2 separate regions of the Homo sapiens genome follow, and region 1 is linked to region 2. A link is a contact called in ENCODE Hi-C or POLR2A ChIA-PET data. All regions are on one chromosome and are shown on one strand. Each heading gives the region's core, a stretch centred on a gene start or an enhancer-like site at or near the end of the contact. The rest is flanking DNA. Distances are from core to core; before and after follow the strand shown. Region 1 overlaps STK38L (serine/threonine kinase 38 like). Region 2 has its middle 65 kb from the start of STK38L.

What was found. A loop is a pair of places that touch in the nucleus more often than their neighbours do. ChIA-PET counts read pairs that join two places held with the same protein, here RNA polymerase II (POLR2A). Pooled maps may share reads with other maps.
Region 1: a map of endothelial cell of umbilical vein shows a loop between it and region 2 (4-fold over the local background). The contact joins two enhancer-like sites. A Hi-C loop is called at or near these places in 6 of 168 maps with a recorded cell type or tissue (aorta, ascending aorta, endothelial cell of umbilical vein and 2 more), 4 of 37 single-sample maps with no recorded cell type and 13 of 50 pooled maps. POLR2A ChIA-PET finds 5 or more read pairs at or near these places in 4 of 52 experiments (AG04449, GM12878, HEK293 and 1 more).

What each region holds. Positions count from the first base shown.
Region 1 is chr12:27,289,042-27,293,108 of GRCh38, forward strand. All of the region lies in intron 1 of STK38L (serine/threonine kinase 38 like), which reads left to right. It overlaps LOC124902905 (a long non-coding RNA gene), which reads right to left. Exons shown (of 3, transcript XR_007063254.1): 1 at 2,363-4,067; 2 at 528-626. Among named protein-coding and RNA genes, the nearest start is that of BMAL2, 42 kb to the right of the region's middle. Within about 2 kb of position 1,615, at least 2 of the 41 ENCODE cell types and tissues checked have a DNase peak (open chromatin) inside an H3K27ac peak, as active enhancers do; they include GM12878 and endothelial cell of umbilical vein, where a contact is called at or near this core.
Region 2 is chr12:27,177,723-27,181,490 of GRCh38, forward strand. It overlaps the pseudogene LOC124902904. Among named protein-coding and RNA genes, the nearest start is that of STK38L, 65 kb to the right of the region's middle. RefSeq lists an enhancer at 1,246-1,295. Within about 2 kb of position 2,214, at least 10 of the 41 ENCODE cell types and tissues checked have a DNase peak (open chromatin) inside an H3K27ac peak, as active enhancers do; they include GM12878 and endothelial cell of umbilical vein, where a contact is called at or near this core.

The DNA of each region.
Region 1 (4,067 bases), core at 365-2,864, 110 kb after region 2:
TTTGAAGTTATGTGGCATTTCTGCTGAGGTAATTTTTTAAAGTTAACTATGACTTGATTCAGCTGAACATTTTTTTGCAGACAAAATCTAGTGCACTACCAGATAGGCATATAGCAATAGAACAATTAAATTTTATAAATATTTTAAGAATAGACTGCTTCTTTCTGAATGTTTTTGAGAAAGACAGGGTGATAGTTTATCTAAACATTAAGATCGGTAAATAGAATTTTAAATAAAATTGCTGCTTTGGTAAATTTACCTCTTAATTGTTTGCATTTGGTTTATAAACACTTTCCCCTTCTCATTGCAAGTTTTAAAAAAAAATGAAGTTCAGAGGGATTTTTAGTAATTATTTGGACCAATAAACTCAGGTATTCTGCCATGAACATCATTACTACAGCCAAATAAGCTTTCAGGTACTCAACCATTGAACTATATTTTTGTGCATAGGAAAACTATTTCGAAAACAGTTTTGAAAATGAAAATGCTAATGTTGAGTTCAGCACCACTGTGCCATCATCACCAACCTTATGATTCACAGAAGGAGCAAAGACAAGGGTGTCTGTTTATGAAATGCATTCCTCTGGTCTAGTGATCAGGGCATACGCCACATGGAGAGGGCCACGCTAAATAAAAACAAAAGCTATTAACAGCAGATACAGTAAAGAGATTACAAATAAATTGGTGTGTGTTGCCTCATGAGAATCACTCTTTTGTGAGAGAAAGGGTTAGCTCTTCCCTGGAACACCTCTACCTCTAGTTCTACCCCAAATCACTACTAACTTCTAGTAAGGCTTCTACCAAGAGTTCTTTTTTTACTTTAAATATTTCTTTTTGCTACATTTCTCTCCCCTCTCCATTAGAAGTAATCTAATTTGTCAAAGAAGTAGGCTAAGATCAGAAGAGAGAGGGAATGTCTATTAGAGATTAAATTTACAAACTAACTGACAATGGCAGCAGCCCAAGGCAGGAGGGATGAGCAGGAAGATTGAGCAGGGAAGGGAAGAAAATTAATAATTTTTGAGCATTAATATGTGCTAGGAGATACTTTAAAAATATTTTTTACTGATTTATTGATTTATCAAACACATGACGTATCTCAGTCCTTTTACAAGTACTAACTTTTAGAATTATCTTAAGTCTTATATTATCATAATAAGCATGCACACAAGGTGGCTATTATTATATTTATTTAACAGGAAACTGACACACAGAAAGTTTAAAGTTTAATTTGCCTAAAGTGACACAGCTAGTGAATGGCTGCACCAAAATTCAGACCCAGGCAATCTGGCCTTTCATCCTGTGCTCTGCCACCATCAAAGCGTCATATCAACCTTATAAGGTTGGCATTTATGATCTCCATTTTAGAAATGTGGATCCTGACTCAGGTTAAATAACTCAGACAGGATCAGCCTTAAACTAACTTTCTTAAACTAGCCTTAAACTAGCTTTTCTTATACTTTCTGTCCTTACTGATCATTTACCCAGTCATCCACATCTGAAACTTAGAGATAATTAGAGACTTTAGTCTTTCCAGCTGACTAACTGAGGCTTCTTCACTTCTGCTACTATCTTAATTAGTCCCTCACTATTCTGTAATCTCAAATGTGCTGTAAAGGAAGCAGGTGGGTAATAAAATGTGGGTAATAAAAAGTGAATGAGTCTGGGCACGTGGGAATGGAGAGTTGGTGGACGGGTGGGATGTTGTATTGTAAGGGGCCGGCTGCAGCTCTGCTCCAGCTGTCATTGTGGAGCTGACAGAGCTCATTGTGGACAGATCAGACTTTTCAGGAGAAACCAGAAACCTGGATTTTCATGTGAAACCTTCTACTTTCTAAATTGTAGCACAAGCCTAACAAAATGATTCTGCAGGCTACCAGGTTGTAATCTCTGACTATTCATTATTAAGCCTCCTGAGCAGATTTACTTCCTCTAGTCTGATCTGTACTTCCAGCCTTTTGGCCATCCTCCCTGTACCAGCATAATCTATCCGAAGTGCAAATCAGATAGGATTTGAGGGCTGGTTAGGAGAATTAAATGCTTCTAAGAATGTAATATTCTTAGAAGAATTCTGGGTACTTGGGTAAAAACTCAATAAATATTCTTTAATGGCTGTTAGGTTTTCACTAAATTAAAAGCCTTGAGTGATTCCCATTTATGTTCAGGATAATTTTTAACATGACAAAAAAGTTCCTTATTTCTACCTTCATCTTCTGCCATTTAATCAAATATACTCAGTCTATCGGTATGCTTAAGTGTGTCAGTGTATTTCATGCCTTACAGCTCTTCCTCCTCTGAGTCCATCTGACTGGTGAACTCTTACTATAGCCCCATCCCCTCCAAGATTCAGTTCAGGCATCACCTTCTGTATTAAACCTTTGATTATCCTTCCTCTTGAAGCACTGATTTCTCCCTACTTTGTGTCTCCATAAGATCATGAACTCCCTAAGGGCCGGAACTGTGTTTTATCAGTCTTATTCTCAGCACTTCATACAGTCAACATGGTATATATCTGCAATAAATGTTGGTTGAAAATAAAACAATTAGTGAAAGTTAATGCTGGGATTTGAAACTTCACCTATGAATTTCTTGCATTTTAGACTGTGCCTCAGAGAGGAAAGAAGCTGTAGCTGCCCTTTCGTTAGGGACCCAGTTTATACAGTGTACAATCTGAGGACTTATTGTAGCCTAGGGCATTATGATTGCAACTAGTGAATTGAATTTAGGCGAATTTTTATACTACAAGGCAATATAGTAGCATTAAGGACACTCCTTCCTCTGAAATGCAGTATGTGAAAACTAAGGTGAAATCACCAGTTAAATAATTTGTTTTACAGCCAGGTAAAGCAGTTCTATTTTCTTCCTTTAGAAATTTGATGGTAAATGGTTGGAGATACCACATCTATTTATAAATGGCCTGAGTGCCAGATTTGTTATCTCCTTTCCCCAGGCTTGATAAAAAAGAATGTTGGACTTAACTATTGGTAGTGTCTCCATTAATGAATAGAGCAGTCTGGAGAAAACACACGTGAACAGGAAATTCAAGGGCACCTTGTGTTGTTTTTATCAGTCCAGGAATTCTAGACTTGCAAATTGTATCCTGTTCTTTTTCTGGCCAAAGAAAGGGCTTTAATAAAACAAAAAGAACAGTGTTAAATCCATTAAAGGAATACATTTGCAATACAATAAGTGCCAGTCATCTAGACCATTCTTTGTAATAATTTGATCACTTCTTAGTTTTGTATAATTTAAATTTTTAAAAGTCTGTCTGTGTCTGGTAAGAAGGAAACAAATTTTTCTTGTTTTTAAAGCTAATCTTGTTTTTAAAGCTAATCTTGTTTTTAAAGCTAATCTTTAAAGCTAAACTATACAAGATATTGTATAATCATGAGTAAGGGTGGGATTTTTGTTTTTTCTGCAAATGTGTTTCTTAAGTAAGATTTATTTCTGAAGGCTAATAGAATACCAAATGATTCTGTATTTCTTAACCCAAATGAAATTATTATATATGAAACACACATATAATTTAAAATCTATTACATTAGAGTTGAGTTACCATCACTTACAGACTGCCTACTGTGTGCTCATCACTTTGCCAGGTACTGCGATGCTTTCATTACAAAGATAAATAGATGGAGATTTTGCCCTTATTTGGTTTTTAAACAAGACATACATGTATGTGTAACTACAATGGAAAGAACATCATAATCATTACTAAATTATATAGAGTCTAAAAGTAATATTTCATTACTTGACATCCACTTCCGATTTTGGAGTAAAACTCATTACAACTTCCTATGATGGAAGAAACCTCATCTTCTATTTACCTTCTTTTTTGAAGACCTCAGGTTCATAAATATTTATCTAAAATGACCTCATATGTATTTCTATACTGTTGGGTTTTTTGTTTGTTTTTTTAGCCTAGATCTCACTCTGTTACCCAGGCTGGAGTCCAGTGGCTATGCATAGGCGCCACCATAGTGCACCACAGCCTTGAACTCCCAGGCTCAGATGACCCTCCTGTCTCAGCCTCCCAAGTAGCTGGGGCTACAGACATGTGCCACCAT
Region 2 (3,768 bases), core at 964-3,463:
TCCCTTTCCCTTTTCTTTTTATATTTCAAAAAGAGATAAAAGTCTTCTGTAGATATAACTGACAAAGCATCAGTCCTTAAGGATTTAAGAATCTTAAGACTGGGCTGGAAAAAAATGCACAAGCAAAGAGTAAGACCTGCCTGGCCACATTTCCTTAGCCACATTGCTTATGGATTGTCAGACTTTGACTCATAGTTTACAGCTTAGTAGCTCTGTGACACTAGGGAGTTACTTGACCTTCAGTTGCCTCATCTATAAAATGGGGATAATAATAGTTCCAACCTCATGGGATTATTGTGGGGAAATGAGATAATCCATATAAGGTATTGAGCCAGTGCTTAACATATACATGCTATTGCTCAATGTATGCTATCAATTATTTTAATAGAAATATATATTATAAATTGTATGCAGGCTTATTAAGCAGTAGAGATTTCATCATTCACAACAGATTTTTTTTTCTGTTGCCTTTATGATCTCCTGAGTTTTAAAAAACGCACTAAATATTCCTATCTCAGACCCTGTCTCAGAAAACAAACAAACAGAAAAACCAATAAGTAACATTTCTTCTTTTATAAAACCTCCAACCTTCTTTTTGTTCATTGGTGAAGTAAAGATCATTAGTGAAGTAGATCTTGGCTAAATAGAGTGGCTGAAAGTAGAAAAACAGTGCACTTCACAACCACTAGAATAAGGCTTTTTTTCTGTCTGGCTTAGTTACATGATACAATTGAGTCTATCCAGGCTTAGTTTTAAGTAACCATTTATTTGGCTGAACAAAATTAGAGCTTGTGTGCATTTATTATAACATATATCCAGGCCCTATTTAATCTCCTAGGAGAAGAAATGTACTAAATGATATACTGATGTCGTGGAAGAGCTTATCCAACTTAATTAAGTAGACTCTTTATTCCCATATAGTAAGTTAGACATTCCGATTCTTTCCGATGATTCTGCACTAGAATTTAGCTGACCAGGGAGTTGGTTGTACATAGCATGGAACACCTTTCTTTTGCCCACAGTTTAATTATGTATGGAGAGTAGAAAAGAGCTTTGGTATGAAAGCCTAAATACAGTTAAGATACAATGAGCTGATGACAAAGATTCTCTCTCTCTTTCACTCTCCTTTTAAGTAGCAATGCAACTGCACCTGATTAGAAGACTGATCTTTGAAAAATAAGTTAAATTCAAATCAAGAAAAGTTTCTTGAGAACACAGTTATCTACAAGGTACTGTGATGAGTAGTATGAATAATAATAAGACAAAGACGTTAATGTCACTTCTCTCAAGAAATCACCATTTAAGGGAACAAACAAATAAGTCCAGACCAGATAGTAATAAAATGTGGGAAATGCTACACTAGTAAACAAACAAACAAAAAAATCATATAGGAACTGTGATGAAGGCACCAATTCCATCAGGGGAGCAGGGAGGAAGGTGCTAAGGGAAATTTTGCAGAAGTGACATTTGAATTGGATCTTGGAGGATTTCCAAGATTTTTGTGGAAAGCAGAAAGGAGAGAGATAAATAAACAGCATGAGCAGGAGCAGAGAACATCAGTGGTTAGGATGAAGCTCTAAAGATTTGCTAAGACCCAGTTATAAAGCATTTAACGGTCTTCTAAGATTGCCTGGGCTTTATTGTGAAAATAATGGAGAAAATTGAAGGTTCTTAGTTGGGGCAGGTTCAGGGACCTGAACAGGTTGAGTTTGGGGGAAGGTGCATAAGAGTGGGGACACAGGGCAATGTGCTGGCAGGGAGAGTGTGTGAACAAGGAAAAGGTCTTGAATTGTAACTCTGGAGAACATCTCGTGGCGGGTTGTGGAAGAGAAATTTATGAAGGAGGCTCCTAAGAACTGCCTTTTGAAAAAAGGAATCCTGAGACAAGCATAAGAAAGCAAAGAAAAAGAGTGATAAGGAAAAGGAATCGATCAGCAGTGTCAAACACCGTACACAGATCTAGAGGAAAACGAAAAAGAAAGCTATTTGGTTGAGCAACTAGACCATTTTTAGTGGCTCCTTTGAGACCACTTTCAATAGAATTAGTAAGGTAGAAACCAAATACCATGTCAGACAAGGAAAAATAATACTTGCAATGCACAGGAAATTTAAAGATAGGCAGGAGCTGATGTTGCATCTCTCAAGGAGGGTAGTATTTAAGAGCAACCAATGGAAATTATGAGAAATAGGAGCTAAAAAGGTCTAATCCCCAAAACCAGACAGACGAGAAACATTTGCAGAATGATGTCATCCTGCCTCCTTGGGTGATACCACTTTGTTCCTCAGATGTTTAACCCAGCCTGCATGAGTCAACATCTATATTTGGGCATAAGGAGAACTACCTTTTGTGCTATGTGCCAGTTCAGAAGTCTGTTTTTGCTAGTCTGGTTTAGCTCTGCCAAATTATTTTAGGCTTATGACTGCATCAACAGCCCATGGAAATTAATCTGTTTAATATCACATAGCTCTAATTCCAGCACACTTACTTCTATTCAATGTAATCTTAATTGGTTTTTTTCCCCTTTGCATTTGGAAGACACAAGGTTTATATTTACAAGTACATTCATAGCAGATTTTAAAAGGCAAAAGTGGAAATGTCAGAAAAACCATATATAGAATCCAAGAGCTTATATCAATTACTGAACATGACTAGAATAATAGTAATAACTTCTGTGAATTAAGTGCCTAGTGTTTGCCAGACAATTTTCATTGAGTATCTTTGATTCTATAACCCTAAAATGTAGCTACGATTTCCATCCAGAAAAGATTAAGTAACTTGATTACATTCACTCAGTCAGCAAATGGAAGAGTAGGGACTCAAAGCTAGACCTGACCCCAAAGCCCGTGGTCTTTCACCACTCTGTGCCCTCTTCAAAATATCATGGTGCCCATTAATGCAAAAGAAAAGTGAACTGGCTGGGTGCAGTGGCCCACACCCATAACCCAACATTTTGGGAGGCCGACGTGGGCAGAGCACTCGAGATCAGGAGTTCGAAACCAGCCTGGCCAATATGGTGAAACCCTGTCTCTACTAAAAATACAAAAAAAAAAAATTAGCCGGGCGTGGTGGCACATGCTTATAATCCCAGCTATTCGGGAGGCTGAGGCAGGAGAATCACTTGAACCTGGGAGGCAGAGGTTGCAGTGAGCTGAGATCTCACCACTGCATTCCAGCATGAGAGACAGAGCGAGACCCTGTCTCAAAAAAAAAAAAAAAGTGAACAAAGTCATATAAGTTATGTTTACAAGTGATGACCGAGATATTCAGTGGTAGAAGCTCTTTTTAGATGTAAATTACTCATCTAACTTTTATTGGGAAGTAAATATTTCAAAATGCATGTGGTTGACCAGACTTAATAGTAAATGACTCTATTTCTAATGGGATATCAGAGGAGAAGGCAAAAAAGGAAATAAGATAGAAGCATTACACAACAGAAACAATGTCTGAAGGAAAATTCAAAATTTAAGAAGAGCTGGAGATGGGTTCTTATAAGATCTCGTAAGATTATAATTTTTCTGGAATTTTGAACTATAGTGATTCATTCTAAGGAAAAGAAATCAGTTCACAGGAAAAGAATCTCCCTAAGATTATTTCCCATCCCCACAAGCATTGAAAAATGCTTTTTGCATATTACACAGAGAAGTTCTGCTTGTTTTTCTCAACCCCTCCTTGTCAGACCAGGATGGGATGGGGAAGGGTGGCTTACCTTTGTAGACCCCCTGCCAGAGAGCCTTCCCTTGGCATGGAATCTAAAGTAGTCTCCCAGA